Regions from separate parts of the Homo sapiens genome. Here all the other regions are linked to region 3. Evidence: chromatin loops called from intact Hi-C (ENCODE). Cell type or tissue: OCI-LY7. All regions are shown on one strand. Links, peaks and the distances in the headings refer to the core of each region. The heading gives the core; the rest is flanking DNA.

Region 1 (10,411 bases), core at 2,268-7,267, 72 kb after region 3:
AGGTAGAGAAAAGTCCAAGGAAAACAATGTAGTAGAAGGTAGAACAGACAACCTTAAGAGAAAGGACTGTGAACTCATAAAGGTAGATTTGCTTCAATATAGTAAAATATAACAACCACAGTGATAATTAAAAACATTATTATTAGGTTGAGTGTGGTGGCTCACACTTGTAATTCCAGCGCTTCGGGAGGCCAACGTGGGAAGATCACTTCAGTCCAGGAGTTCAAGACCAGCCTGGGCAACGTAGTCAGACCTCATCTCTACTAAATTAAAAAAAGAAAACAAAACATTATTATTATTATTATTGAGACGGAGTCTCGCTCTGTCACCCGGGCTGGAGTGCAGTGGCACAATCTTGGCTCACTGCAACCTCTCCCTGCCACATTCAAGCGATTCTCCTGCTTCAGCCTCCTGAGTAGCTGGGATTACAGGTGCCCACCACCATGCCTGGCTAATTTTTGTATTTTTAATAGAGATGGGGTTTCACCATGTTGGCCACGCTGGTCTCGAACTTCTGACCTTGTGATCCGCCCACCTTGGCCTCCCAAAGTGCTGGGATTACAGGCGTGAGCCACCGTGCCCAGCCCAAAATATTCTTATTATTTCAGAAAATATTTATTTAGGGCCTACACTGGGCCAAGCTTTTCTAGGCACTTGGGACATAGCACAGACAAAGCATCTTTGCCTGTGTTGTGGTGCGTAAATTCTGTTGAGAGGAGAGTGAGACATTAACAATAAACTTACTGCATAAGTAATTTATCTGGAGTGTTAAAAGAGATAAGTACCCTAGGGAAAGAGAATAGAGCAGGACAAGAGGGATCGGGAGTTGGGGGTGTTACAATTTTAGATCGGACAGTCAGGGTAGACCTCTTAGATGAGGTGTTGTCTGAGCCAGGATTTGAAGGAGGTGAGGGAATTCACCTGTGGATAACAGTAGAAAGAACATTCCTAGAAGAAAGAACAGCTGGTGCCAAAGCCTAAGGTGGGAATGGGCCTGGGGAGTTTGAGGAATACAGGAGGCCAGAGTGGTTGGAGCAGAAGCAGCAGGTGGGAAGCAGGGAAGGGCAGATGGTGCTGGGGCTTGTAGCCATCATGAGGAGTGAAGGGAGGAGCCCTTGCAGGGTTTTGAGCAAAGGAGTTTCCTGATCTGAGTGAACATTTTAGCAACATCACTGCCTGCTGTGCTGAGCATAGTATTTTGGGGCAAAGCTGGAGGGAAGATCTGTTAGGAATCTGTCGCAGTAACCCAGGTGGAGGTGATGGTGACTTGGGCCAGGGTGGTGGTGATGGAGGTGGTGAGAAGTGGTCATATCCTGAATATATTGTGAGGGTGGACCTAACAGGATATCTGGAGGCATTAGATATGAAACGTGAGAGAAAGGGAGGAGGCAACCTTGATGAAGGAGGAAAATCAGGAGTCTGGTTCCTGGAAGCAGGAGAGGAGAATGATCATCTATATCAGATGCTGCTGATGGGTCCAGCAGGATGAAGGTTGAGAATAGACCATTGGTTTTCATGAGAGTGTGTCATCGAGGACCTTGATTCAAGTGACCATGATGAGAAGCTGTTTCAGTCGAATGGCAGGGACCTAATCGGTATGGGTTCAGTTAAGAGTGAGGGAGGAGAAGACCTGGAGACAGTAAACACAAACTATTTGAGGCATTTTGCCGCAAAGGAGCAGACAAATGAAGCGATGGCTGGTTGGGAACTGGCGTCAAGAGGTTTGTTTTTGGATGGGAGAATTAACAGTATGGCTGTATACTCATGGGAATTGTTTAAGAGAGTGGGGGAAGACGATGATACGGAAGAGGTAGGAACAGAATGTTCTTGCGTTGGAGCACAGGGATGGGATATAGTGTACAAGTGAAAGGATTGGCTTTAGTTCTGAGCAAGGCTAGTTCATCTGTGCTGATAGGTTGGAAGCAGAGCACTTTTGCAGGTTGTTAGATGAGTGGGTGGGAAGCAAGGTTTCAGCTGAGTTTAATGATGAGGGAGGAGGTATTGGATGTTTGTGGAAGAAGAAAAGGGGTTAAGTTGCCATCTGGGGACAGGGAGAGGGCCATATAGTGTGAGATTACTGGGCAGCTTTTAGGGCCCACTGGGGCTGCTGGTGAGACCAGTGAGCACTGTTGAGTGGGTTTCTCCAGCCACATTCAGCAACCTGTTTGTAGGATGAAGTGCACAGAGTAGTCATGAAGTGTCAAAGCAAATAGAACAAAATAGGTGAAATGCAAGGAGTGTTGGTAATAATTGATCATGGAACTTAAAATGGATAAGAATGAAAGGTAGGATATCCTGGGGGTGAGGGACACTGAAAAACTGGCAGAGTCAATGGCTTGGAGTTGTTGATGAACTGAAATGATTGCTGGAGTTGGGGCACTAGAGTGAGTGAACTGAATGGAGATGCATGAACTTGAGATCATGGAGGAGTTGTTATTAGTAATGACAAAGTCTGGAGTATGACCACGACAGCAAGGTGATTGACGCAGGGCAGAAGACAAGTGTATTGGAGAGGAGGAATTCGAGAAACTGAGGGGCCAGGACATTGGAAAGTTCATTGCTGTGTATATTGAAATTGCCAAGAATAAGGCCAGGTGTGATGGCTCACGCCTGTAATCCCAGCACTTTGGGAGGTGAGTTGGGAGGATTGCTTGAGCCTAGGAGTTTGAGACCAGCCTGGGTAACGTGGTGACACCCATCTCTACAAAAAATTTAAAAAATTAGCTGGACATGGCAGTACACGCCTGTAGTCCCAGCTACTTGGGAGCCTGGGAGGTCAAGGCTGCAGTGAGTCATGATCACACCCCTGCACTCCAGCTTGAGCAACAGAGTGAGACCTTGTCTATAAATAAGTAAATTAGAAAGTACTAAGAATTAGACTATTGGACAGAGTGACAGTGGAGAAGGAGCAGAAAGGGTGGGAAATGATAGAGGTAGGTAACAATTGTGATAGCAAGGATAGTCTAATGACGTGAGATTCAAAGCTAGGGGATTTCAGGGACAAAGAGGGTAGAGGATGAACTGGAGGTGGCCATGAGGAGGGAGGAAATAGTGGTACGAGGGCTGCAAGAGAAAGCAAAGCTGCCACTTGAGAGGGCTGCAGGGGAAGTGGTATTCTCAGAGGAGAGCCAGGTTTCCATGAAAGCAGGAAGGGAAAGCCTCAACACCAGAGAGGGTATTGGGCATGGAGGGGATTTTGCTGATGGCACACCACGGGTTTCATCATCCGTGGAAGCACTTTAGGACTTAAGGAGAGGTGGGAGATGAGAAAAGTTGGGGGGATATGCAGAGTCTTAACAGGAATTAGAAAGAAATGAGAGAGACCTGAGAGTCTAGAGTGCATGTGCGTGTGTGTGCGTGTGTGCATGTGTGCGCTTGCATGTGTGCATGTGAGTGTCTGCATGTGTGCATGCACTGGCTGATATAAGCAAGGATAAAGGGTATAGTGAGATGAGGCCTGGTGAACTGGAGGTTGATGGTGGCAAGGCCGTAAGCATTGGGCACAGGGTGCCATGGGTGTCTGGGCCTGTGCTTATCTCTGCCCATCCAGGTGAGGAGATGTGGGGAGATGGAAGCTCAGTTGTTGAGTGCAGGGCTAACCCTTAACCCTGGTGTTGAGAATGTCTGCTGAAAATCAGGGGGTAGAGGGCTAAGGGAGGCATGGTGTCAGTGTGGGGCCCACTCCTGCTCAGAGGGGCAAGAAGGGCTGTACTCTGAGGGTTCAGGTCTTCCCCTTGACTCCTACCTGGATTTTTTTTTTCTTTTTTTTTTTTTTTTTTGAGACGAAGTCTCGCATTGTCACCCAGGCTGGAGTGCAGTGTCACAATCTCAGCTCACTGCAACCTCCGCCTCCTCGGTTCAAATGATTCTCCGGCCTCAGCCTCCCAAGTAGCTGGGACTACAGGCGTGTGCCACCACGCCTGGCTAATTTTCACATTTTTAGTAGAAATGGGGTTTCCCCATGTTGTCCAGGCTGGTCTTGAACTCTTGACCTCAGGTGATCCACCGGCCTCAGCCTCCCAAAGTGCTGAGATTACAGGCGTGAACCACCACATCCGACCCCTACCTGTTTAATAAGAGTAATAGCCAACACTTCTTATGTGCCAGAGTCTATGCTAATCACTTTAAGTGAATCATTAGATTCTTATAATAATCTCTAGAGACAAATGCGTATTACTTTTTTATTAAACAAGGACACTGCTCAAGGTCACACAGCTACCCCATAACAGAAACAGGATTTGAACACAGTTCTCTCTGACTAATTACAGCCCATTTACAGTTAATTCAGTGGCGATATATTCTCCATGATAAATGTTAAGACTAAACCTTAATGATTTCATGTGCCATTTAAAACATCTTCTTATGTTCTGGGGTCATCTTTACTAAACGGTTTGGGCTTAAACTTAAAGTCTAGGTTAGGAACTCCTGTTGCTGCTCACAGTTCTTTGTACAGTACTGTCAAGGTGGTATAGGGTCTCAGTTCATTTTTTTTTTTTTTTTTTCTTTCATGAAACAGAGTCTTGCCGTGTTGACCAGGCTGCAGTGCAGGGGCATGATCACGACTCACTGCAGCCTTGACTTCCTGGGCTCAAGCCATCTTCCCCCCTCACAGGTTCATGCCACCATGCCTAGCTAATTTTTGTATTTTTTGTAAAGATGGGATTTCTGTATGTTGTCCAGGCTGGTCTCAAACTCCTGAGCTCACACGATCTGCTTACCTCGGCCTCCCAAGTGCTGGGATTACAGGTGTGAACCACAGCACCGTGGTCCTAATTCTTTTATCAGTAAAAAATATTAAAAACCATTGTCTCGTCAACAAACCCATGGTTTTAAAAAAATATCGTATCAACATGGTTTTTCTAAAACACTACTTGGACAAACATCTACAGTTTAGACTAAATCCTGGAAAGTTTGTAAGCTTGTGAAACAGGCACACACCTAGCGTGACAGACCTTTGAAGCTCTGATATGTGCAGGAGGTTTCTGAGGCTTCTGGTTTTATAACTGCTGTTGTTCTTTCTTTGATAGCTGAACAGGAAGACACCCAGAAGAAAGCCTTCACGTGCTGGATAAACTCACAGTTGGCCAGGGTAAGCAAATGAAGACCAAATTAGTTTATAAATCTATTTATTACTCCCCCTACTCCTTCTGTTTTGACCCCAAGGAGGCCATTAAAAAATGGTACTGGTGATGACAGGGAAAAGGTTGTGGAATGTCTTTTCTTGAAAGAATGTGCTAAAAGTTGTCTTGATCTTGTTTTGATGTATTTGTTACTCTTTCTCACACAGAAAAAAAGGGACTTTTGTTGAGGATATGGGACAGTGCTATAAAAATATTTAATCACATCTCTTTCATCAAGTGAAGTAATAGTAATACTGATTTGCATATAATAAATGTTATATATTAGAAACTGTCCTAAACTCTTTAAGTGTAATGATTATGACAACTCCTGACAAATAATTTCACGACATCCCTATGAAATAGATAGTAATATACCTTTTTAAAGGTCAAGGAAACTTCAGTACAGAGAAGTTTTGTGACTTGCATGTGGTCACACAGCTTAAAAGTGATAGTGCTGGGATATGAACCCAGACAGTCTGGACTCAGTGGCCTTGATCATAATCACTGTGCCATCCTACCACACTGATGCTGAGTGTCTAGAGTAACCTAGATACACAATGAATGAGCCTCTTCTCACAGACCACACACTGTTTTTTTCTCTGTCCATTTCAACACGATGCTTGTAATTCTAAGAAAGGGTAAATACATAAGCAGGTTACTCCAGAAATGTAATCTGCTTTCCAGATGGGTCACTAGCGACTGATTCTAAAAGTCTTTAATGCCACTTGTGTGCACAGGTTTTAAGCTCTCAGTGAAAGCTCCACGCAGAAAGGGTGTTGTGTTACAGGAAATTAGCCATAAGATAAATTAAATTCGCTACTTTTCTTACGTTTTGATATGAATCTTTGCATGTTCTCTCTCATTCTCTTAATTAAGAAGAAAGTCATTACTGAATTTTAGTTTTTCACAAAGCACATTTATGAGATTCTTAAAGGTATTCTTTTTGGACCAAAGTTTGAATGATTATTTTTCTTGTGACCTTCTGCAGCACACTTCTCCCTCAGTTATATCCGACCTATTCACAGACATTAAAAAGGGGCATGTCCTCCTGGATCTGCTAGAAGTACTTTCTGGGCAACAGTTGGTAAGATTTTTAAATGACACTGAGAAACTTTCTGTTGACTTAAAAAATATGTATTTCATTTTTTCTGAGTAATATATTTGCTTGAATTTCACAGCCTCGGGATAAAGGATCTAATACCTTCCAGTGTAGAATCAATATAGAACATGCCTTGACATTCCTAAGAAACCGATCAGTAAGTATAAATTTTTCTTAAAAATTCACAGGAGAGATTAATGCTCTGGGATATTTCCTCCTTTTAACCTGCACTTTTTGTTTTCCAGATTAAGCTAATAAATATTCATGTTACTGATATCATTGATGGAAACCCATCCATTATCCTTGGCCTAATTTGGACAATTATCCTGCACTTTCATGTAAGTAGTTTGATGATATAAAAATTATTTCTACCCTACCACAGTATAAAATAAATGTAATGCAATAAGTGTGAGTGGACTAGATTCAGTCCTGAGCTTCTCCTATAAATAGGACCTCTGAAAATCTTGAAGAGGTAGAAAATAATAGCAGACTTTTTGCCATTTCTGTTATTGGTTTTTTTCTCTTCTTTTTGAGATGGAGTCTCGCTCTGTCGGCCAGGCTGGAGTGCCGTGGCGCAGTCTTAACTCACAGTAACCTCCACTTCCTGAGTTCAAGTGATTCTTCTGTCTCAGCCTCCTGAGTGGTTGGGACTACAGATGCGCGCCACCATGCCTGGCTAATTTTCGTATTTTTTTTTTCTTTTTTTTGAGGTGGAGTTTTGCTCTCGTTGCCCAGGCTGGAGTGCAGTGGTGCAGTCTTGGCTCACTGCAACTTCCACCTCCCAGGTTCGAGTGATTCTTCTGCCTCAGCCTCCCGAGTAGCTGGGATTACAGACATGCACCATCACGCCCAGCCAATTTTGTATTTTTAGTAGAGATGAGGTTTCTCCATGTTGGTCAGGCTGGACTTGAACTCCTGACCTCAGGTGATCCGTCCACCTCTGCCTCCCAAAGTGCTGAGATTACAGGTGTGAGCCACCATGCCCGGCCTAATTTTTGTATATTTTGTAGAGATGGGGTTTCATCATGTTGGCCAGGGTGGTCTCACATTCCTGACCTCAGGTGATCTGCCTGCCTCGACCTCCCAAAGTGCAGGGATTACAGGCATGAGCCACCGTGCCTGTCCTGTTGCTATTTTTCAATTGAAAGTTGAATGCTGAATTATCATGATATCCTGCATTATCCATAATATCAGCACCAGTCTGAACAGAACCTGCCATGGTAAATGTTTGCTTCTTATTGTTTACTATGGCAGGGGAGAGGGTAGGAAGCTTCTGGAGTAAATGCTTGAAATCTAACCACTAAAGTTTGTAAAGCCTCCCCATTTTGGGGGACTCCTGTCCTATCTGACTGTGAATAATCCCACAACATCCAGTTCTATCCCAAGACTGAGTTGTGGATGCATTTCGTTTCACAGATATTTTTGAACACTTACTGTATGCTAGCTCTTATGCGAGGACATCAAGATTTAGTGATGGTTATAGTTCTGACTTTATAAAACATATGATTGATATGTTTTTTCAGGCCTGGAATTCTGACATAGTGCAGGGTTTCTGCACTACCTAAAATGTTGCATTTTCTGTATCTCCATAATTATTTTAAAAATAACTTAGGAAAAATATTTATTTTAGAAAAACTAGAAAAATAGCATAACTAACATATAAAATTTAAAACATGCAGAGACAGACTATATATTATTTCTGGATACGTGCATTTGTAATTACAATGGAATAATATGCATGAGATTATGAAAACTAAATTTAAGTTGTGTGTTTTTTTTCTGGGAAAGGATAAAATGGGATTGGAGAGAGAAAGAGGCTTAAATTGTATCTGTGTTTTATTTATTTTTATTTTTTTATTACTTATTATTATTATTTTTTTTTTGAGACAGAGTCTTGCTCTGTCGCCCAGGCTGGAGTGCAGTGGCACGATCTCGGCTCACTGCAACCTCCGCCTCCTGGGTTCAAGAGGTTCTCCTGCCTCAGCCTCCTGAGTAGCTGGGATTACAGGTGCGCGCCACCACGCCCAGCTAATTTTTGTATTTTTAGTAGAGACAGGGTTTTTCCATGTTGCTCAGGCTGGTATTGAACTCCTGACCTTGTGATCCACCTGCCTCAGCCTCCAAAAGTGCTGGGATTACAGGTGTGAGCCAGCACGCCTGGCCTGTGTTTTATTTCTTTAAGAAAATCTAAACCAAATATGGTAAAATGTTAAAATTTGATAGTTCATGGTCATTTATTATTTTTTCCTATAGTTTTCTGGTATTTGAAATATAATTAAAAATTTTAATATAGATAATAAAATTATCTGTAATCTACCACTCACTATAACTGCTATAAATAATTTAGTGTATAGTCTTTATGATATTTACATCAATAATTAATGTATGTTCATATGTATATATTTTAACAAAATGGGGGTCATGTTATCCATACTGTTTTCAGCATGCTCTGATGAACAGCTTTCTGAATTTTTATATATATATATATATATATATATATATAAATAAATAAATGGAGGCATGATGTTTGTTGTAAAGTACTATATTTCACTAATGGATAGTCAGAAAGCTCATGATCATTTGTAATTATAGGTAATTTCAGATAAGAATGCCCTTAAGGTAAAACCTTTGCGATACAATCTTAATTATTTCCACAGGTCAAATTCTTAGAAGTGGCATTGTGCCATAGGGTTTGCAAACTTAAAGCCTTTCTTTTTTTTTTTTTTTTTTTTTTTTGAGACAGAGTCTCGCTCTGTTGCCCAGGCTGGAGTGCAGTGGCAGGATCTTGGCTCACTGCAACCTCCACCTCCTGGGTGCAACTGATTCTGCCTTAGCCTCCCAAGTAGCTGGGACTACAGGTGTGCACCACCACATCTGCCTAATTTTTGTATTTTTAGAAGAGATGGGGTTTCACCATATTGGCCAGGCTGGTCTCGAACTCCTGACCTCATGATCTTCCTGCCTTGGCCTCCCAAAGTGCTGGGATTACAGGCGTGAGCCACCGTGCTGGGCTTAAAGCTTTTTTTTTTTTTTTTTTTTTTTTTGAAACTTCTGTATTGCTGAGGCTGGAGTGCAGTGGCGTGATTTTGGCTCCTGAATTCAAGTGATTCTCATGCCTCAGCCCCCTGAGTAGCTGGGATTACAGGTGCCCACCACCATGCCTGGCTAATTTTTGTAGTTTTAGTAGAGACTGAGTTTCACCATGTTGGCCAGGCTAGCCTTGAACTCCTGACCTCAAATCCACGCACCTCGGCCTCCCAAAATATTGGGTTTATAGGCATGAGCCACCACACCTGGCCTTTTTTTTTTTTTTTTTTTTTTAATTAAAAAATTTTAAGTAAACTTTTGTTGATGTATATGTAATACACACAGATAAAAATGAACAGGTCTTAAGTATAGAGTTTGATGAATATTTATAAATGAAACACACCCATATAATCACCCTGCCAGATAAAAATATAGAACTTTGCCAGCATCCCTAAGTGCCCCAGGTCCTTCTCCCAATCACTGCCCTCCTTTCCTAAAGGTGAGCACCGCTTTGAGCTCTGTGGATAAGTGTAGAGTCTTTAACACCATACAAATGGAATTATAAATGTCTTCTCTTATGTACACTATGTACTCTTTCGTGTTTGACTTATTTCATTTTATATCATGTCTGTGAGATTTACCTTATTGTAGCAAGTATCAGTAAGTCTTTCTTGTTCATTGCTCTGCATGAATATCCAATTGTATGAATATACCGTAACATATTTACCATTGTATTGTTGGTGCACATTTCTTTTGCTGCCAGTTTTTTTATTTGTTTGTTTTTTATTTTGTTCTGTTTTGTTTTTTTGAGACAGAGTCTCGCTCTGTCGCCCAGGCTGGAGTGCAGTGGGGCACGATCTTGGCTCACTGTAACCTCTGCCTCCTGGGTTCAAGTGATTCTCCGACCTCAGCCTCCTGAGTAGCTGGAATTACAGGTGTGTGTCACTATGCCCAGCTAATTCTGTATTTTTACTAGAGATGGGGTTTCACAGTGTTGGCCAGGCTGGTCAAGCTGTTGCCAGTTTTTAGCTGCTATGAGTAAAGCTGCTCAGAACGTTCTTGTATATACCTTGTATAAATCCTGATTTCCATCCTGCATGTACCTAGGAATGGAACTGATGGTGTCAGAACATATGATCTTTAGCTTTAGTATATACTGCCAAAC
Region 2 (10,411 bases), core at 3,098-8,097, 370 kb after region 3:
AGGACTTGCACCCGCGAAGCACGTGGGCATTCAGCATCTCCAGCAGCAGGTCATACACTGGGACCACATTTTTGCACTTCATGTTGAGCAGATGTTCCATGCCCTTGTTACTATGGGGACAAAAAGGTGCTGAGATTCCCTCCTCCGAGGCAGCCACAGGAACCCCGAAGCCTTCCCCGGCTCTCTTTGCTCAGAGCCAGTCTACCCCACCCCTAAACCCACTCTTCCCCCAGCCCATTTATCCATGGCTCGTGCATCCAGCTCCCCCTGATAATTTAGGCTCAAGGGCAAGGACGATGTCTTGTCAGCCTCTGTGTCCCACCACACACCTACAATGGCCTGACACATAGGACAATCAATCCTCATTGTTTGCGGTAATTATGTTCCGTAAAGTCACTGTGAACACTGAATCCTCACTCATAGGGGAAATACAGGGTTAGGTTCCTGCAAGCCTCTGGCCACATCTTCATCAGCTGATCAATACAAAACCTTGTTTTATGTGTGTTTCTTTCTAAAGATGCCTTATGTGATAAATACCATTGACTCATTAACATTGAACTCATGGCCAGCAGCACTATAACTCACACCCGAGCAAAGCTTAACACATACTTTCTCCATAAGGCACATCACAGCTTTTTCACACCGAGGAACACTAGACAGGTCTTCAGCACCACACCAGGGGGGCATTTTAAACAGTGAAGTCACCAAAAGCACAAAAATGTAAAACCATGGCACTAAGTAGACCAAGTAAAGGACACTTGTTGACAGTATGAGAGCAGCTGCTTGTTCCATCTCAGCTGGGACTGTACATAAAGGGCAACTCAAAATTTCTGCCACTCTGTTCATGACCTCAAAAACACCACAAATATTGATTTTGGGGTTACAAATAAATTTTAGCAAGCAGATAAATTCACAATGAAGGAATCTACAAACACAGGATCTGTTCTGCAAATGGCTATGTGCTGAGCAATCATTAAAGGGGAAAGGCAGAGGTCTTCATCTCACTTAAGATTCTCGAGGTGTATATTGTCCTTCTCCACAGCCTCTAGACTTGCCTCCTCAGTGACCAGTTAATTACCTTCCACCCTCCCCTCCCCTCCTCCAGCTCCAGGGCAAGGCTACCCTCATCGTGGGTGACACCAAGCACTGAGCATCATTGTACCAACAGTAGCCACCACTGCACACCCTCTTCATCAGCACACACAATTACGTTTCCTGATCAGAAACATGCCCTACCTACAGCCCTGCCTTCCTAAATCTGCTGGGTCCACCACTTCTCTTAAGTCTTATCCTTAATTTCCTGATGCCACCGAAAGAACAACTCTTAGGGAAGCATTTGTGCACTTCTTCGCATCACCAGCTCGAGGGGCCATCTAGGGGAGCGGGTCTTAGCCTCTCCACAAAAAGTGGCCTCAGGGCCTCAGCCCTGGGTGGTGTAAACAGGGGTGGCAGTTCGTGTTAGGGGAGGAACTGCCCCTTTTAGGACTCCATAAACAGGCTATAAACCCCAGCAATTGAAAAACCCATGAGCCACCACTGGCTGCCATGCAGAGCCTGTAAGATACCACATGACATTCCTTCCATGCCCACTCTGTGCCCATCTTTGCTTACAGGTGTGTGAACTGACAAATTCCCCATTCCCTTTCAGGCATTCATTTTCCTTAACTTGCAGACACTTTTCCCAAATCACTTCACCCTCCGTGGAGCACATAATCCCATCCCAAGCCCAAGCAGAGCAGCTCCTTAGGGCGCGTACCTCGCATGCCTGACGTGGGACAGGAGCATCAGGAGGTTAGCCAGGCGCATGGATTGCTGCTGGGAGGAGATGCCGCTCTTGGCAATCACCCAAACCAAAGCATCGGTCACGGCGTTCAGCAAGTGAGCCAGCTTCCGGCTGCTGTCAGCATCCTGGGTCGCTGTGACCAGAGGGTACATACCTGGACAAAGAATAAAAGCCAGAAGTCATTGCTCTGAGCAAAGGAGCAGAAGTCGTGTGCTCAGCTGTTCCGTGCGCCTGCTCCGAGGTGATCTGGGTTGCTTTGACAGCTGCATGTGTGGCAGGAGCTTATAAGCATGGTCTTACCTCCCCCAGGGGATCTTCCCTGAGAGCCAGCCCCGTCACAGAGCTAGAAGAGAAGCCTGGCCTAATGCAGACAGACTAAATTGCCACCTGAAGTGTCCACCAGGCCCATAATTGTGGCCTTGCCGTGGCGAGTATATCTAGTCTCCCGAAATCATTACGTGGTGTTTCTCATCTGCAGCAACAGATACAGAGATGGTCAGAAAGTGAGATTAATTCTACTTTTAGCCCCACGGAGGGCTCCCCATCTAAAGGGAGTTTAATAAACAAAGGAATGGCCAATGTGATGAAGCCTCCTCTGCCACCTCCTTGTGTGTACCACGTGCCGCAGCCAGCCATGGCAGGGCCCCTGCTACCACCTCTGCATCTCGCTTGAGTGGCACCTGGCTGGGGCAGGAAGACCACTGATTTGGAGTCAGACAGACCTACTTTCTAGCCACCATCTGGAGCTCTCTGAGCCTCAGTTCCTCACTGAGCAACGCATGCAGGAACACATCTGCTTAGGTCCCCACAGCCACGTCCTGGGTAGGCTGCCTCCCCCATCCTGCCCTGCCCTGTGTTTAACTCCCCTCCAACTCTAGGATTGAGATACTGTGGCATCCCAATGGCAGCAAAGTAACAGCTCAGATAAATCTCCTCCCCCCGACCCCTGCCTGACTCCTTGATTCCCTTTAATAATTAGCTTCTCTTCCAGGCTTTCCATTTCAAAGCAAGAATAAATATGTGAAATCAACCAGGGAGCTGCTGAGTCTTGGCTGTCATGAGACTGATGATGGCTGGTGCTCCAGCAACCACAGAATTTGTTTTGGCAGTTTTTGTTCTCTATTTTTATTGGCACTTTCAGTTCAATTAAGGCAGCTCAATTCAACTAAGTTTAACTCAGGTAAGGCAAGGGACATTCTGAAGCACAATTACGTAAGTGTAGTGCTTTGCCACATCCCTAGGGACCTCCATAATGTCTGATGATACGAATTTAAAATATTCATCTTTTCAATAGCCCTGAAGCTGCTTCTCCAATCCCTGTGCTCACTTTGTTCTCCACATTGGTTCTTCCAGAATCCCCCCACAGCCTCAAACCTCCCACTGTCGCCCCAGAGATGACTTGCCCTCCCACCGCAGGGGAAACAAGACCCCACCCTTGGCCCCGTGTGTCCCCTTCTGAGAGGCCAAAAAGCAGATCTGCTCATGGGGCTCCGTTTAATGACTTCCCAGCTCATAGGATAGAGTCCAAACCACCTGGTGCAGCTATCAGAGGTACCAGGGCCCTCCCCGCTTCTCTCATCTGCAGTTCCCACCACACCTCGCCTTGAGTCCCCCTCTCAACTCCCTGAATGTGTGGTGCTCCGAACATGCTCAACTTGCTGCTTGGAAACTCTCTCCTTCCTCTTTCTCTACCCTGATTCTTTTGCTCATTTATACCCATTCCTCCTGTAGATTCCAACCTGGTCAGAAATTCCTTCTGGAAGCTTCCCCCAACCTCCCTACCATCCCACCCTAAGTCTGGTCTGAGGTGTCCCCTGATACTCTGACAGTGCCCTGTTCATCCTCAGCAGAGACACCATGTTGCCCCACATGCTGGATGTCTGCCTTGTCCCCACACACACCCCACAGCCACCCTTCTGCCCTCAGCAAGACTGGACATGAGTGCTTTGAGGGCACAGACCTTTTTTTTTTTTTCTTTTCTTGAGACAGAGTCTCACTCTGTCACCCAGCCTGGAGTGCAGTGGTACAATCTCAGCTCACTGCAACCTCCGCCTCCCGGTTTCAAGCAATTCTCCTGCCTCAGCCTCCTTAGTAGCTGGGATTACAGGCATGCGCCACCATGCCCAGCAAATTTTTTGTATTTTCAGTAGAGACAGTGTTTCACCATGCTGGCCAGGCTGGTCTCAAACTCCTGACCTCGCAATCCGCCTGCCTCAGCCTCCCAAAGTGCTGGGATTACAAGCGTGAGCCACTGTGCCCGGCCAGACCCTTATTTTTTTTAGCCAAACACACATCATATTTGAAATGGTAAATATGCATGCTAATGTATGTTTTAGGTACACACAGAAAATTATCAAAAGTACAGAGAAAATTATTTCAAGCTTACTTTCCCTAAAATTAACCCCATCTGCATAAACAAGTACTTCCTTTTAACTACCCCGTAGTGTGTTCAGCTGCATGACATGTGCTCCATGGACTTCCGCTGCCATCAAGCAATACTATGTCTGGGAATTCCAAAAGGAGCCAAAATTGTGTGCCTGTACATGTCTCAGTTCAAAGTGACAAAGATTGAAAATATAAAAACAAATCCTCAGATTATAAACAAATGTTCATAGCAGCATAACTCAGCCTAAAAGTGGAATGTCCACTAACTGACGAATGGCTCAACAAAATGTGGTCTATCCATACAGTGGAATAGTATTCAGCTACGAAAAGGAATGAGGTACTGATACAGATGAACCTTGAAAACATCAGGCTAAGCAAAATAAGCCAGACACAAAGGACCACATGTTGTATGATTCCATTTATAATAAAATGTCTAGAATAGGCAAATCCATAGAGTCAGAAAAGCAAATTAGTGGTTGCCTAGGGCTGTGGGTGGGATAGGGAGTGGGAAATGATGGCTAAGAAGCATGGGGTTTCTTTTCAGGTGATGAAAATGTTCTAAAATTGATGGTGGTGATGGTTGCACCACATACCGTGAATAAACTAAAAACATTGAACTGTATACTTAATATGGATAAATTATATGGTAAATGAATTATATCACAATAAAGCTGTTACTAAAAATAATAGTAATAATAATAATAAAAGAACGCCTCAGAACCAAAGTTACAATAACATAAATTCCCTGGGCTGTGTGCAACGAAGTTTCCCCTCAGAGAACACGTATGTGTCATTGTGTTACCCACTTCACGAACCACAGTCATTGCCAAGGCCAGACCCTGGGCCTTCTGCAGGCTGTAGGGGCAGCACAGCTCCACCTGGGGCCCAGAGTCCATCAGCCACAGCGGTTTGGGGAGGTGAGGCACTGCAGTTGTGGAAAGGCATATGCGAAATCCATTTTACATATGGTGGGGTAGGGGGGCAGTGTATATACAAAAAGACTGACTTACATAAAATTATCCTGGAGACTCCTGTTCTCATTGATCACATAGAAAAGAAATACCCTCCCAGAAAAGAACTGTGCTGAAGAATACCCATGCTGCTGCCTGGCTCTCCAGTCAGCAGTGCGTGCCTGCACCTCAGACATCCATGCTCAGGCCCTTGCTCATCAAATACATATCTACAGAGTACTTGCTAAGTGGCAGGCCCTGGGCAGCATGGGGCAAGGGACAAGATCCAAAGCTCTGCCCAGTCAGGCACAGAAAACCACAAAAATATAGCACCCTCTCCATCCCCCAAAAGTAAAAACATCAGTTAGGATTCACTGTAAAACAAAATTAAATTACTTTTGATGAAACGGAAGAAGTATAGTTTAAAAAAAAAAAACAAAAAAAACCAAGATCTTGGCACCATGCCTCACACATACCAAAGAAAGTGAAATAAAATCAAGGACACAATCTTCTCTCCCCTTTATCAGCTGGGAACAGCTGTGTGCTCCTCTCACCAGCCCACCTGGTGACATTCTGAGCAGCACAGTGGTGGGGGACAGCCACCTCTCCTTCAAGATTTGCCACGTCTGATTTGTTCAAAGGATGAAAACATAAGCTTTCCTTGACTGAAGGCAAATAAATGAGAAAAATCTAATGTGCTAATAGAAGTCCCAGAATACTGACCAAAGGGAAGAAGTCCTGGCTTTGGGGAGCCGTATGTGGCGTTTGCTTGTTTGCTTTGAGGAAAGGAACCTCTGGCCATGACCCACGCCCTCTGTCACCACCTCCTGCCCCCAGCACATGAGGGCAGATGGGACTCAAAAGGTGCCATGGTGTGAGGCTGCAGGCTGCTGTTCAACTGTGCTTTGCCCCAGTGTTCTTGGTCAACAGAAAAGGACCCCCGCATCTTTCCTCATCAGCATCCATCTATGTCTTTGTCTTCTCCACCCACCCACTCCATGGGAACTCTCCCTATAAACTCAGAGGGAACTAGGGTTTAAGCCAGTGTCTCTTAATAATTTTCTTAATGTAAAATAGGATTTCCTGGCTTAACCCCTCTATTTCTTTCATTTAATGAAAAGTTTCATCCTTTGTAAATCTTAAAACTGTTTAAATAGACTTGTTTCTAATTTAAAATATTTTAAAGACTATGGATAATCAATGTAATTAATTACACTCTAATTCCTAAATTCCATACCCCCTCTAATTCTATCCAAGGGAGGATTTGGGTGGCAAGATGGCCAGTCTGTCTGTTGGGTGTTGGGTAGGCTATTTTATTAACTATGACACTTGCATAACACCTTAGAGTTTATAAAAACACTCTAACAAGCATTGTAACAGGTTGTTAAATGCAACATTTTTCTGTTGTCTCTTACTCTCAAGAGCCATATCAAAGGCTAAGTATGATACAGGAATTCCAAGTACCACACAACCTATATATGCATAGTGGAAGAGGATTGGCTGAGAGAGTTAGAATGTTGTGGTCCTTTCCCTTGCCTCCCCAAGAGAGAAATATGTGCCTCTCCACTTAAGCCCACCATGGATCAGACCTTTGATTAACTATTTGAGTATATATCCCATTCTAGACCAAAAGCATTATATCTAAATCATTTTGACATCCTTAGTATTTAGAAGTCATTAATATACATACCAGAAACTGAGCTGAAATTTAGCTGGATGACACAGTTAATTTCCATTCCATATTATAGCCATTATTAGTAGATATGCATAACCCAGAAATGGGCAGCTTTTAAAACATGACTACTGACAAACCGCGACCTGGCCAGCTAGCGTGCTGTACCACTGCAGATGTGATTGAGTGACATAATCCTAACTTAAGCATGTCACATACACAGGAAAACAGGAGACCAAACTATGCAGGAGACCATCGTCAGACAGCCCAATGCTTATCTAGCCTGGCAAGGCCATCTAGCAGCAACCAAATGCAGCGCTTGGAAACTCTGCTATCCTAACATGGAATAGAGAAGTTCGCAGCCTTTTGACTTAAGAGACCTACCCCCATTTCTCCTCTCCTGACCCTTATCCTCCAGGGCCTCCACCCTGTGATTTGGTTCCCCGCTTGGTGGTATTTCTTTTCCATTTAGCCTACAAACTTTGCTCTCTTAATCTTTTTGTTTTGCTTTCATTACATTGTTTACAGATTCATCCAGGTATACCTGACATGCAATAACCTGCACATATTTTGCGTGTACGATTTGATGTACTTTGACATACATATACATGGTGGAGCCATCACCACAACCAAGATAATGAACACACTCAGCTGCAAGTTTTTGCATTCAGTAGAAACTGTACTTCCAGTACACATACAACCATTGTGTTTTTTCGTTTTTCAGTACAGTAACTTTCAGTATTCCATAAATTACATGAAATGTTCATTACTGTATTATAAAATAGGCTTTATATTAGATGATTTTGCCCAACTGCAGGGTAATGTAAGTATTCTGAACACATTTAAGATAGGCTAGGCTGGCCGGGCGCGGTGGCTCACGCTTGTAATCCCAGCACTTTGGGAGGCCGAGGCGGGCGGATCACGAGATCAGGAGATCGAGACCATCCTGGCTAACACGGTGAAACCCCGTCTCTACTAAAAATACAAAAAAAATTAGCCGGGCGTGATGGTGGGCGCCTGTAGTCCCAGCTACTGGGGAGGCTGAGGCAGGAGAATGGCGTGAACCCTGGAGGCGGAGCTTGCAGTGAGCCGAGATTGCGCCACTGCACTCCCGCCTGGGCCACAGAGCGAGACTCCGTCTCAAAAAAAAAAAAAAAAAAAAAAAAAGATAGGCTAGGCTAAGCTATGATGTTCAGTAGGTTAGGTGTGTTAAGTATATTTTTGACTAGCAATATTTTCAACTTAAGATGGGTTTTTTGGGAAATCACCCCATCATAAATTGAGGAACATCTGTAGTTGTATAGATTATTTCTGGACTCTCTGTTCCATTGATCTATTTGTTTCTGTTGACATCAATACCACATTATCTTCTAAATCAGGTAGTGTAAGTCCTCCCAGTTTGTTCTTTTTCAAAGTTGTTTTGACTATTCTATGTCCATTGCATTTTCACATGATTTTAAGAATCAGCTTATCAATTTCTACCAAAAAGCCTCCTGGGATTTTTATCAGTTTGAATCTATAGATTGAAAACAATACTGAATCTTATGATCCATTAACATCTCTCTCCATTTATTCAGGATTTCTTTAATTTCCTTCAGCTATATTTTGCAGTGTTTAGTGTGCAGGTTTCATGTCTTTTGCAAGTTTATTCCCAAGGTTTCACAATGTTTGATGCTATTGTAAATGGTAGTGGTTTTTCATTTCAATTTCCAATTGCTCACTGGTGCCACACAGAAATACAATTGATTTATATATATTGCCCTTACACCTTACAAACTTGCTAAATTCACATTTTTTAGACTCCTTAGGACTTTCTACATAGATTCTCATGTTTTTAAATAAAGACTTTCACTTCTACCTTTCCAATATTGATGCCTTTTACCTCTTTTCTTGCCTTAATGCACTGGGTAGAACTTACAGTAAAATGTTGAATAGAATTAAGGACAGTGGACATACTTGCCTTGTTCCTGATTGTGATTAAGTATAATATTAAATGTAGGATTTTCATAGGTGCCCTTTAATGGATTGAGGAAGTTTCCTTCTATTCCTTGTTTGTACAGTGTTTTTAGCAGGAGTGGATGTTGGATTTTGTCAAATGCTGTGTGCATCTATTAAGATAATCATGGCTAGGTGCAGTGGCTCACACCTGTAATCCTAGCACTTTGGGAGGCCAAGGCGGGTGGATCACCTGAGGTCAGCAGTTTGAGACCATCCTGGCCAACATGGTGAAACCTCATCTCTACTAAAAACACAAAAATTAGCTAGGCATGGTGGCAGGCACCTATAATCCCAGCTACTCAGGAGGTTGAGACAGAATTGATTGAACCCAGCAGGCAGAGGTTGCGGTGAGCCCTGAGATAGCACCAATGCACTCCAGCCTGGGCGGAGAGTGAGACTGTCTCAAAAAAAAAAAACAAAAAAAACAAAACAAACAAACAAACAAAAAAAATATATATATATATATAAAATCATATGGTTTTTCATTATTATTCTGTTAATATGAATTTTGATTGATTTTCAAATGTTAAAGAAACCTTGTATTCCCAAAAATTCTGCTTGTTCATGATGTGCTATTCTTTTAATACAGTTTTGGATTCTAGTTACCAAAAAAAAAAAAATTTAGAGAACTTTTGCTTATACATGCATGAGGGAAATTGGTCTGTTGTCTTCTTTTCTTCTAGTGTGTTAGTCTGAGTGTTCTATCAGAGTAATGCTGGCCTCACAGAATGAATTGGAAAACATTCCATGCTGTTCAATTTTCTGTAAGAGTATGTGTAAACTTGGTGTATTAGTCCATTTTCACACTGCTGATAGACATACCCAAGACTGGGCAATATACAAAAGAAAGGTTTATTGGACTTACAGTTCCACATGGCTGGGGAAGCCTCACAATCATGGCAGAAGGTGAAAGGCACATCTCATGTGGCGGCAGACAAGAGAAGAGGGCTTGTGCAGGGAAACTCCCATTTTTATATAACCATCAAATCTCGTGAGATTTATTCACTATCATGAGAACAGCACAGTAAAGACCTGCTCCCATGATTCAATCATCTCCCACCAGGTCCCTCCCACAACATGTGGGAATTATGGGCACTACAAGATGAGATTTGGGTGGGGACACAGAGCCAAACCATATCACTTGGTATTATTCCTTCCTCAAATGCATGGTAGAATTCTCCCAGAATTCCAGATGGTGGTGGGGCCACCAGTTGGTGGAGCAGTCAGAACACACAAATTTATAGGTTAAGTTTGCCAGCTTATATGGGCATAGTTTGTGGCACCCCAAAACAATTACAATAGTAACATCAAAAATCACTGATTACAGATCACTGTAATAGATATAATGAAAAAGTTAGAAATATTGCAAAGTGTTATCAAAATTTGACACAGACATAAAGTGAGCACATGCTGTTGGAAAAAATGGTACTAACAGACTTGTTCAATGCAGCATTGCCACAAACCTTCGATTTGTAAAAACATGCAGTATCTGTGATGCACAATAAAGCAACATGTAATGAAATGGGATGTGTCTCTACTCTTGAGCTTTGTGCTGGGATGCAGTTAAATCACTTAGCAATTGTTTGATCCTCCAGGCTTGCTTTTTTGTTTGGTAGGATCATA
Region 3 (10,411 bases), core at 2,351-7,350:
TTTTTTGTATTTTTCGTAGAAACGGGGTTAGCCAGGCTGGTCTCGAACTCCTGACCTCAGGTGATCCACCCGCCTCAGCCTCCCAAAGTGCTGGGATTACAGGTGTGAGCCACGGCGCCTGGCCAAGATGTGTTTTATTATTTGCACTTGTGTAATGGCAAAGAAAATAGGTTACTAAGCTTGCTCTTGTTAGAATATCCTTTGTAGTCACTCATTTGATGATGTTGAGTAAGAATCTTTCCTCTGTTAATACGTCTTTGTTTAAAAGAAAATAAGTTACCTTTGTAGTCTTTGTACATTTTTCTTTGCAGAAAGTTTCCCCTCTGCTGGATAATAATTAATTTTATAAAAGTGTTTAATCCAGTACTGATTATATTCCCTTGTGAGCTGGATGAAAAGAAACTTCTGAATGTTTGTAACCACAGATTGATGATTTGGTTACAAAGACTCTCTGTTGGTGATGGTTTCTGAGAACTGGAAGGTAAGCTTGTTCCTTGGGTGAGTCATCATGTTGTCTTGCAGTCGGTCATGTGTTTTCTTAGCAACTGCTGTTGATTTCAGGTTTGAGCAGGGTGAGCATGTTTTGAAGTGATCCAACAGATTCTTTTAGGTTATATATGGCTGCTAAATCTTATACACTTACTGTTACTATTATGTGTCTTACAAGGAGTGAAAGATTGAATTCTTTTTTTATCTCTACCTTCCAAATCATTTCTTTTCTAATTTGTTTTTCAGGGGTAGTGAGGACTGGGAGTGGGGGTAAAAAAGGAGAAAAATAAATGAATCTGGGATATCATGAGTCTGCCTGTTTATGCCCCTGGACTAGAGCAGAACCAAAAGGACCTCCATGTGCTGATAGGGTTAAATATGATTTCCTGGGGTGTTGATCTTGAGTAATACTCCGTGTGCATACATTCTATAGGAACAAGTGAATTTTAGAAATGTCTGTGGTATAGTGTAGTGGTTAAAAGCTTGGGTTCTGAAATCAGTCTGACCCCTGGTTCAAATTCTAGCTTTGCCATATACTAGAGGTGTTATTTTGGGCAAATTACTTAACCTCTCTGAGTAGAGTTTCCTCATCTGTAAAAGTGAAACTAAAATCCCACGTACTTATATTACTGAGATAATACAGGTAACAGAAAGCATAGTACCTATAGAACACATGGTAACAAATGCTAGTTATTACATTCAGTTCAAGGGTGCAGTACACAAGGGGCTAGGTATCAGGTGTTTAGGGGACAGTCAGAAATGAATCATATATGAGCCCTAATTCTTCAGGAACTGGGGGAGATGGCCTTGTAAACAAGTCACTGTAGTATTATCTAGAATGGAAGAAGTGCCAACTGAAGTACAAGCAAGGTGCTGTGGGTGCATAAAGCAAGTGATGCCAACTTTGGGGAAGTTAGGGCTAATTTTGTAAAGCATTTGCCATTTGAGCTGAGGGTGTATTGCCAGGCCTAGAATGATGAGTAGGGCTTTTATGGGTGGAGAGTGGAGGAGAGTGATTCTCCTGCCTTAGCCTCCCAAGTAGCTGGAGGCTACTCCCAAGTGGAGGAGAGTAGATTTTGTATTTTTAGTAGAGATGGGGTTTCACCATGTTGAGCAGGCTGGTCTTGAACTCCTGACCTCAGGAGAATCACGTGAACCCAGGAGGTGGAAGTTGCAGTGAGCCGAGATCACGCCACTGCACTCCAGCCTGGGCAACAAGAGCAAAACTCTGTACCCACCCCCCCCCCAAAAAAAAAGAAAAGAAAAAAGAAATTTATCTGGCCTTTAAAAAAAAGAACACCAGGCTGGGCAACCAAGCAAGACCTTGTTTTTACAAATCAAAAACAAAAAACCTGTTTCCATCTACTTCTGAGATTCCTTTTTCTTTAGCATATCTTCTAGCTCATTAAAAAAGGATTTATGGATCTTCTTGGAAGATAACACTTCCAACAACAAAAATGTTCCTTCTGACCCTTTATCTCCAATGACTTGGATTACAAAATTCTTCAATTTTCTTTTCATGGAATTTCAGACTATAGTTTTGAGATTTCTAAGAAATATTTTTTTCCTTATCTCAAATCCTTCCCTGTAGAAATATCCCTGATATGTCCTCAGCCCCCAAAATACATATAATATGTTCTCAACCAACAAGAAACACCACTTAAGTTGTTTCCTCTCCGCTGGTGAACAATTAGAACACTGCTTTAAAAATGTCTTATGCATTCCACAACATTTTCCTGAGTAGAAACAAAACTCGAAACACCAAAGGAACTTGAGATGTCAGACTACTAAAACAAAAGAAAATCTCTGTGGTATTCTTTGGGTGAACTCTTTCAATTTACTTAAAAAGCTGGCCAACTAAGAGAGGTACTAAGATTTGCATCTGTTTTAAAACACTTATTTTGGCCAGGCATAGTTGCTCACACCTGTAATCCCACCACTCTGGAAGGCAAAGGTGGGAAAATCGCTTGAGCCCAGGAGTTCAAGACCAGCCTCAGCAACACAGCTAGACCCCATCTCTATTCTTTTTTTTAAAAAGCTTATCTCAGTATTTCTATATTCCTTTGGACAACCTACAGTGCAAAAAAAGTGAAATATCAGTGACACCTACTTTGTTATAGCTTAAAAGTGAGAACAGGTAAATTCTCTAACATACATGATCAAAATTGTAAGTTCTGTATTTGAAAATAATGATAAAACAGCAATAAGAATCACTGGCTGGGCGTGGTAGCTCATGTTGAAATCCCAGCACTTGGAGGCCAAGGCAGGAGAATCACTCGAGCCCAGGAATTCAAGACCAACCTAGGCAACATAGTGAGATCCCGTCTCTACAAAAAATTTAAAAATTAGCCAGGTGTGGTGGCACACAACTGTAGTTCCAGCTCCTCAGGAGACTGAGATGGGAGAATTGCTTGAGCCCAGAAGATGGAGATTGTGCCACTACACTTCAGCCTTGGCAATAGAGCGAGACCCTCTCTCCAACAAAAAAAGAAAAAATTGTTAATATTTATTTAGTACTCAATTGGTGCCAGACACTTTACATGCACCATCTCTTTGATCCTATGTTATAAGCCTATAACACAGAAACCATCTACCTCATTTAAGGAAACAGAGAGGTTAAATAACTTGTCCAAACCATACAGCAAGTTACTGGCAAGACTGGCTTGAACACAAGTCTGTTGGGCTCCAAAGCCCATGTCCTTAAACAGTACCATGAGAGAACTCTTAATGGACAAGATATATCCAGTCTACTCATTTACCCCATGATTCTGTACAGAAACTTAGCACAGCACATTTATATGAGCATTCAACATATGAAGTAGTTAACAGATTAATATAGTTACCAAACTAAAATTGGCCTATGTTAATTTCTATTCTCAGTTCTTCTGTGCCCTTCCTCCTCTTAAAAAAAAAAAAAAAAAGAGAGAGAGAGAGAAAGGGCCAGGTGTGGTGGCTCACGCCTGTAATCCCAGCACTTTGGGAGGCCGAGGCAGCTGGATCACCTGAGGTCAGGAATTCGACACCAGCCCGGCCAACAAGGCTAAACCTTGTCTCTACTAAAAATACAAAAATTAGCCAGGTGTGGTGGCACATACCTGTAGTCCCAGCTACTGAGGAGGCTGAGGCAGGAGAATCGCTTGAACCCAGGAGGTGAAGGTTGCAGTAAGCCGAGGTCACACCACTGCACTCCAGCCTGGATGACAGAGCGAGACTCTGTCTCAAAAAAAGAATAAAAAGAATAAAAAGAATGAAAGAATGAAAGAAAGAGAGAGAAAGAAAGCAAGCCAGCCAGCCAGCCAGCCAGCCAAGGTGGTTCATGCCTATAATCCCAGCCCTTTGGGAGGTTGTGGCAGGAGGATCACTTAAATCTGGGAGTTCAAAACCCACCTGGACAATATAGCAAGACCCCAACTCTTGAAAAAAAATTGCTTTAATTAGCTAGACGTGGTGGCATGAACCTGTGTTGGGAGACTAAGGTGGGAAGATCGCTCGAGCCCAGGAGTTTGAGGCTGCAGTAAGCTATAATCATGCCACTGCACTCTAGCATGGACTACAGAGTAAGACTGTCTAAAAAAAGAAAAAAAAGAAAAAGAAGCTTTTTGCCCACTGTTGCAGTTAACTGGCAAACTTGTGTAATAAATTAACTAACAGAACTGGTTTAGCAACAAATGAGATGCACAAGGTCTTTAAATTATAACCCTAGGTATGTTGGTGATTTGAAAGGTGACCTAACAGCATTTAAAGTAAGTTATATTTTATATTTATGGGGCTTTCAAAACCACAGTCAAAAATAAGAACCCAAGCCTGAGTAACATGGCAAAACCCCATCTGTACAGAAAACACAAAAATTAGCCAGGCGTGGTGGTGCACACCTGTAGTCCCAGCTGCTAAGGAAGCTGATGTGAGAGGATTGTTTCAGCTCAGGAGGCAGAAGGTACAGTGAGCCGAGATCATGCCACTGCACTCGAGCCTGGACAGCAGAGTGAGACCCTGCCTTAAAAAAAAAAAAAAGGAAGAACCCATATTGATGAAATCTTAGTAATAAACCCTGATATCAAATACCTAGGTGAAAAGGAAAAAGGTCAAATTCTAGCTACTTTGCCTAATTATTCCCAAGGTCCCAGGTGTCAGAAACATTTAAATAAGATAAACATAAAATTGTCCATAGCAATTATCTCTAGGAAGAGAGACTGCAAGAATGGAAAATGAAAGTAATATGGGGAAGGGCTTTTGCCTATGTGTGCATGTGTGCGTGTGTGTGTATGTGTGTGTGCTGGGGTTTTTGTAATAACAAAAATTCCTTAAAAGGCATTCAAAGTCTGATCAGACTTAATTTTTATCTGCATCCATGAGCTTGGCATAAGGATTACACATTTCATTATCTAATAAAGGGGACACCATTAAGGAAAAGAGCAACATTCTCTCTGCCCCTTTGGCCTCTCCAATTGAACTAAAACAAGACTTATTAAGTTTTTACCCACTCCAAAACAAATGTTTCCATTTCATCAGAAGCAAGAGAGAAAAATCTTAAAGGACATTAACCTTCAAGCAGCTCCGAAGGGAAAGGAATATTAGAACTTGAGAAATAAAATGGAGAATGAAACTCCCTTGACACTCTTCAGGTAACAAGGAGAACCACACAGTTAAAGAGCTATTCCCTCCTCATAGTGAAACCCTGAGGTGGAAACTGATGAAAAGTGTCCCAGAGAGCAGCCTGCTCGCTGCCTCTGGTACTCACTCATTTATCCATTCTTCTGAGCTTAAAGAGAAAAGATAAAAATGAGAAGTGCTTTAAAATTAAAGTTGATGTTTAAATATCACGTCTCTTCTGAGCCCCTACTTTTTCATCTTAAAAATACTATTTCCAGCCAGGCATGGTGGCTCATGTCTGTAATCCCAGCACTTTGGGAGGCCGAGGTGGATCTCCTGAAGTCAGGAGTTTGAGACCAGCCTGGTCAACATGGTGAAACCCCATCTCTACTAAAAATACAAAAATTAGCCGGGCGTGGTGGCGGGCACCTGTAATCCCAGCTACTCGGGAGGCTGAGGCAGGAGAATCGCTTGAAACGGAGGTGGTGGGGGAAGGGGGCAGAGGTTGCAGTGAGCTGAGATCGCGCCACTGCACTTGAGCCTGGGCAACAAGAGCGAAACTTTGTCTCAAAAAAAAAAAAAAAAAAAAAAACTGCTCCCAATAAATAATTTGCAAAGGTGCTTAGCATAAAACCTGAGACACAGTGGGTACACAATAAAATGTTAGCTTCCTTCTTTCAGAACTGAATTTCCAACTGCCGGATAGATCTCGCACTAATCTTTGAGTTCACAAGACCCATTAGCCCACCCCATTGCTGGAATATCCAATTTATCCCATACCTTCTCCTCCTGTATTTTCTCTCTCTCAAGTAATAGCATGAACATTGTCTTTGGCACCTAGTTTCGAATTGTCTGTCTTCTATCTCCTTTTAATCCCCTCTGACTCTGTTCTCCAAATGTCTTCATCACTCACCTGAATTTCTGAAACATCCTTGTAATTGGACTCCTGCCTCTCTAATACATCTTTCAAAACATTATTGCGAAACACAGCTCACACCAAACACCTGCTTTGGTTCCCCATTGGCCATGAGAATATAGTCTGAACACTTGTGTGTGAAAAACCCTCCAAAATATAACCACAAATCATCTATCCAGCCTTCTCTCCCACCACACCCTGCCATTAACCCTGTGCTTTTCTTCAGCCCACAATCTACTCTCCTCCACTCTCCACCCATAAAAGCCCTACTCATCATTCTAGGCCTGGCAATACACCCTCAGCTCAAATGGCAAATGCTTTACAAAATTAGCCCTAACTTCCCCAAAGTTGGCATCACTTGCTTTATGCACCCACAGCACCTTGCTTGTACTTCAGTTGGCACTTCTTCCATTCTAGATAATACTACAGTGACTTGTTTACAAGGCCATCTCCCCCAGTTCCTGAAGAATTAGGGCTCATATATGATTCATTTCTGACTGTCCCCTAAACACCTGATACCTAGCCCCTTGTGTACTGCACCCTTGAACTGAATGTAATAACTAGCATTTGTTACCATGTGTTCTATAGGTACTATGCTTTCTGTTACCTGTATTATCTCAGTAATATAAGTACGTGGGATTTTAGTTTCACTTTTACAGATGAGGAAACTCTACTCAGAGAGGTTAAGTAATTTGCCCAAAATAACACCTCTAGTATATGGCAAAGCTAGAATTTGAACCAGGGGTCAGACTGATTTCAGAACCCAAGCTTTTAACCACTACACTATACCACAGACATTTCTAAAATTCACTTGTTCCTTTAGAATGTATGCACACGGAGTATTACTCAAGATCAACACCCCAGGAAATCATATTTAACCCTATCAGCACATGGAGGTCCTTTTGGTTCTGCTCTAGTCCAGGGGCATAAACAGGCAGACTCATGATATCCCAGATTCATTTATTTTCCAGCTGTTTTTTTCTCATCTACTGTCATTTTACTTTTTTAAATTTAAATTTAAATTTTTAATTTTACTTTTTTGTCTTTAACCAGTTAGAATGCTAAGATTTGATGGTTAAATAAGACCAAGTATCAAATATTTAGTACGAACTCTCCATTTATCAATGCGGTTGCACAGAAATGGATGGTTCTTTGGAGGCAGAGTTAAAGAGTAATACAAACTCAAGAAGGACAGAAAGGAACTAATTTTGGGGAGATTTGAATTTTTTTTTTTTTTTTGAGACAGAGTTTCACTTTTGTTGCCCAGGCTGGAGTGCAATGGCTGGATCTCAGCTCACTGCAACCTCTGCCTCCTGGGTTCAAGCGATTCTCCTGCCTCAGCCTCCTGAGTAGCTGGGATTACAAGCATGGGCTGCCATGCCCGGCTAATTTTTTTGTATTTTTAGTAGAGACGGGGTTTCTCCATGTTGGTCAGGCTGGTCTCGAACTCCCAACCTCAGATGATCCGCCTGCCTCAGCCTCCCAAAGTGCTGGGATTACAGGCATGAGCCACCGTGCCTGGCGAGATTTGAATTTTTTAAAAAAATTCCACTAGAACAAGTATTTCCTTAACATTCTAGTATGAAAACCATTATCTAAAGTGGTTTTAAAAGAGATGTCATTTTTTTTTTTTTTAATCTTTCAGAGACAGGGTCTCACTGTGAGAACCCCAGCTAACTTTTATGTTTTTTGTAGAGATGGGGTTTCGCCATGTTGCCCAGGCTGGTCTCAAACTCCTGAGCTTAAGCTGCCTGCCTGCCTCAGCCTCCCAAAGTGTTAGGATTACAGGTGTGAGCCACTGCACCTGGCCAACTTAAATTATATCTATATATAGATATTGTTTAAAAATTACATAATATTTAGGACCTATGAAAAGGTATAAATGATTATACAGTAAGTATATACCTGCTTTAGCATCCTAGTTCAGAAATAAAATATTGCTAATTTGGTTGTGACCTCTTCCTCCTCCCCAGAGGAAGCTGCTGTACTGAATTTGGTATTTATCATGCTTATGTGTTGCTTAACAATTTTGTTGCATATGAATGTTAAGGTTGATTTTCAAAGTATTTGACAGCTGGTAGTGTGTGGGCCCGGCCGTGTCAAGTTGTACCAGCCTAATATTAGTCCTATCATGGATCCCTGGGAGATACTTTAAGATTCTATCCAGCTTGGTGCGGTGGCTCATGCCCGTAATCCAAGCACTTTGGGAGGCTGAGGCGGATGGATCTTGAGGTCAGGAGTTCGAGACCATCTTGGCTAACATGGTGAAACCCTGTCTCTACTAAAAATAAAAAAAATTAGCCAGGCATGGTGGCACACGCCTGTAATCCGAGCCACTTGGGAGGCTGAGGCAGGAGAATCACTTGAACCTGGGAGGTGGAGGTTGCAGTGAGCCAAGATGGTTTGTCACTGCACTCCACACCCTGGTGACAAAGCGAGACACCATCTCAAAAAAAAAAAAGACAAGAAAAATCCAACAAGAGTCTAATTGGCTGGGCATGGTGGCTCACACCTATAATCCCAGCACTTTGGGAGGCCGAGGCGAGTGGATCACCTGAGGTCAGGAGTTTGAGACCAGCCTGGCCAATATGGTGAAATCCCATCTCTACTAAAAATACAAAAATTAGCCGCACGTGGTGGTGGTGACGGGTGCCTGTAATCCCGGTTACTTGGGAATCTGAGGCAGGAGAATCGCTTGAAACCGGGAGGCAGAGGCTGCAGTGGCCTAAGATCACACCACTGTACTCCAGCCTGGGCAACAGAGTGAGACTCTGCCTCAAAAAAAAAAAAAAAAAAAAGATGATATGTAATTAATATTACAGTTTTACTGTATGTTGCACATTCTTCTGCAAGTTGCTATCTTTCCTCTCAACTGTGAGATTCATCCGTCTTGGTATATATGTAACTCTGATTCATTGATTTTCATTGTTTAATATTCCATTGTATTAGTATGTCTCAGTTTATCCATTCACTTATTGGTTGATATTTAGTTTTTTATGTCTCCTTCTAGGACCCACCTGTTCACGTCTTTTGCTTATTTTCCTGTTGGGTTGTTTGTCTTTTTCGTTTTGATTTGTAGGTGTATTGTTTTTGTAGTTTTCTGGAAACAGTTACTCATTAACATGCACATAAACCACATAATGACAGCTTTGCCTTTCCGATATTATTGGAGCTACATATAGCTACTCATATTTGAAAATGGGTATACTCTAATCAGACTGATGTGAAGTACATAAGTAGAATTGTCTGAGTGTTAATATGCCAGTGACTGTAGATATAAACATATTTCTTTATTTAGAATGGATATGACTTACTTTTTTTTTTGATAAAGATTAATTTCCCCATATTTCCATAGTCATGCAGGTGAAGGTGTGGACTCTACAGTACTCTAAAGTGTGAGTACTTACCTTTTTTGTTTTTTGTTTTTTTTTAGATGGAGTCTAGCTCTGTTGCCCAGGCTGGAGTATAATGGCACGATCTCGGCTCACTGTAACCTCCGCCTCCCGGGTTCAAGCGATTCTTTTGCCTCAGCCTCCCAAGTAGCTGGGAGTACAGGCGCCCAACACCACGCCTAGCCAATTTTTGTATTATAGAGATGGGGTTTCACTGTGTTAACCAGAATGGTCTTGATCTCCTGACCTCGTGATCCACCTGCCTCGGCCTCCCAAAGTGCTGGGATTACAGGCGTGAGCCACTGCACCCGGCCAAGTACTTACCTTTGTAAGAAATCATAAGATTCTCATTTTTTTCTCCATTAACTACATAAAGCAGGACAATGGTTGGCACCATTGCTTCCTCACTGAACTGTGGATGGGTCTCAGCATGCAAAGGAAGTAGAAAGTGAATGGGAGGACGGCGGCTGTTGCTCAGAAGTTCCTTCCATAATTTGATTTATTAACACTATTTGGGTTGTTCATGGCTTGGTTTTCCCTCCCTTTTTCCTCCAGTGAACGGTGACTTGACAGAGGTACATAGGAGGCTACTTGTTCTCTTGTTGGCTGCTTGTATTTGCTTTCTGGAAGGTTATTGTTTTCAAGGATCTTAAGCACCTGGATTAGGACAGTTAAAAACCATTTGTTAGCTTGGAAAATGTCATCTTCCTCTTTATCCTGCTGTCCTGGCTGTGTGCTTCCTTCTCTCCCTTCCTGTATCTCTCTTCCTTACAGATTGCTTGCATTACGTATCTATGAGATGTCCGTCTGTCAGAGTGTTTAACGTGTTGTTCATTGTAGTTCTTTAAAACCTTCTTATAGTTGCACAAAAAGACGTAAACATTTAAAAATACTTTTGGTACTGGAGGTTGCCTTTTCCTGGAGCATTGCATCTGATTTCCTTGTTATTTGTAGACTAAATCCTACTGAACGCTGTGGCTCTCCCTGCCTGCCCTCTGCTCCACTGTCTCTGCTTCTCACCTCC

What was found. Peaks named below come from ENCODE experiments on the same cell type or tissue, not always from the same donor. Only the 100,000 strongest peaks of a DNase experiment are listed, where the experiment ranks them.
Region 1: it touches region 3 in a loop (3-fold over the local background); 32 of 110 quality-filtered maps call a loop at or near these places.
Region 2: a loop joins it to region 3, with 4 times the contacts of the local background. A loop is called at or near these places in 2 of 110 quality-filtered maps.

Annotation. Positions count from the first base shown.
Region 1 is chr14:63,935,587-63,945,997 of GRCh38, forward strand. SYNE2 (spectrin repeat containing nuclear envelope protein 2) reads left to right here. Exons shown (of 116, transcript NM_182914.3): 3 at 5,028-5,089; 4 at 6,109-6,204; 5 at 6,299-6,376; 6 at 6,465-6,557. Among named protein-coding and RNA genes, the nearest start is that of SYNE2, 88 kb to the left of the region's middle. In OCI-LY7, for the core only: no CTCF peak of the experiment used is centred there; DNase peaks (open chromatin) are centred at 3,095, 4,565 and 5,015; H3K4me3 peaks cover 804 bases; H3K27ac peaks cover 2,976 bases.
Region 2 is chr14:64,233,214-64,243,624 of GRCh38, forward strand. It overlaps ESR2 (estrogen receptor 2), which reads right to left. Exons shown (of 9, transcript NM_001437.3): 8 at 1,757-1,937; 9 at 1-110. It overlaps LOC124903328 (a long non-coding RNA gene), which reads left to right. Exons shown (of 2, transcript XR_007064205.1): 2 at 1,649-1,974. Among named protein-coding and RNA genes, the nearest start is that of ESR2, 56 kb to the right of the region's middle. RefSeq lists enhancers at 1,931-1,990, 2,631-2,900. In OCI-LY7, for the core only: a CTCF peak has its summit at 5,039 (motif pointing left); a DNase peak (open chromatin) is centred at 3,268; H3K4me3 peaks cover 1,628 bases; H3K27ac peaks cover 2,916 bases.
Region 3 is chr14:63,863,989-63,874,399 of GRCh38, forward strand. All of the region lies in intron 1 of SYNE2 (spectrin repeat containing nuclear envelope protein 2), which reads left to right. Among named protein-coding and RNA genes, the nearest start is that of SYNE2, 16 kb to the left of the region's middle. RefSeq lists enhancers at 384-443, 3,997-4,046, 4,167-4,216. In OCI-LY7, for the core only: no CTCF peak of the experiment used is centred there; DNase peaks (open chromatin) are centred at 3,173, 4,363, 4,743 and 6,073; H3K4me3 peaks cover 4,261 bases; H3K27ac peaks cover 4,833 bases.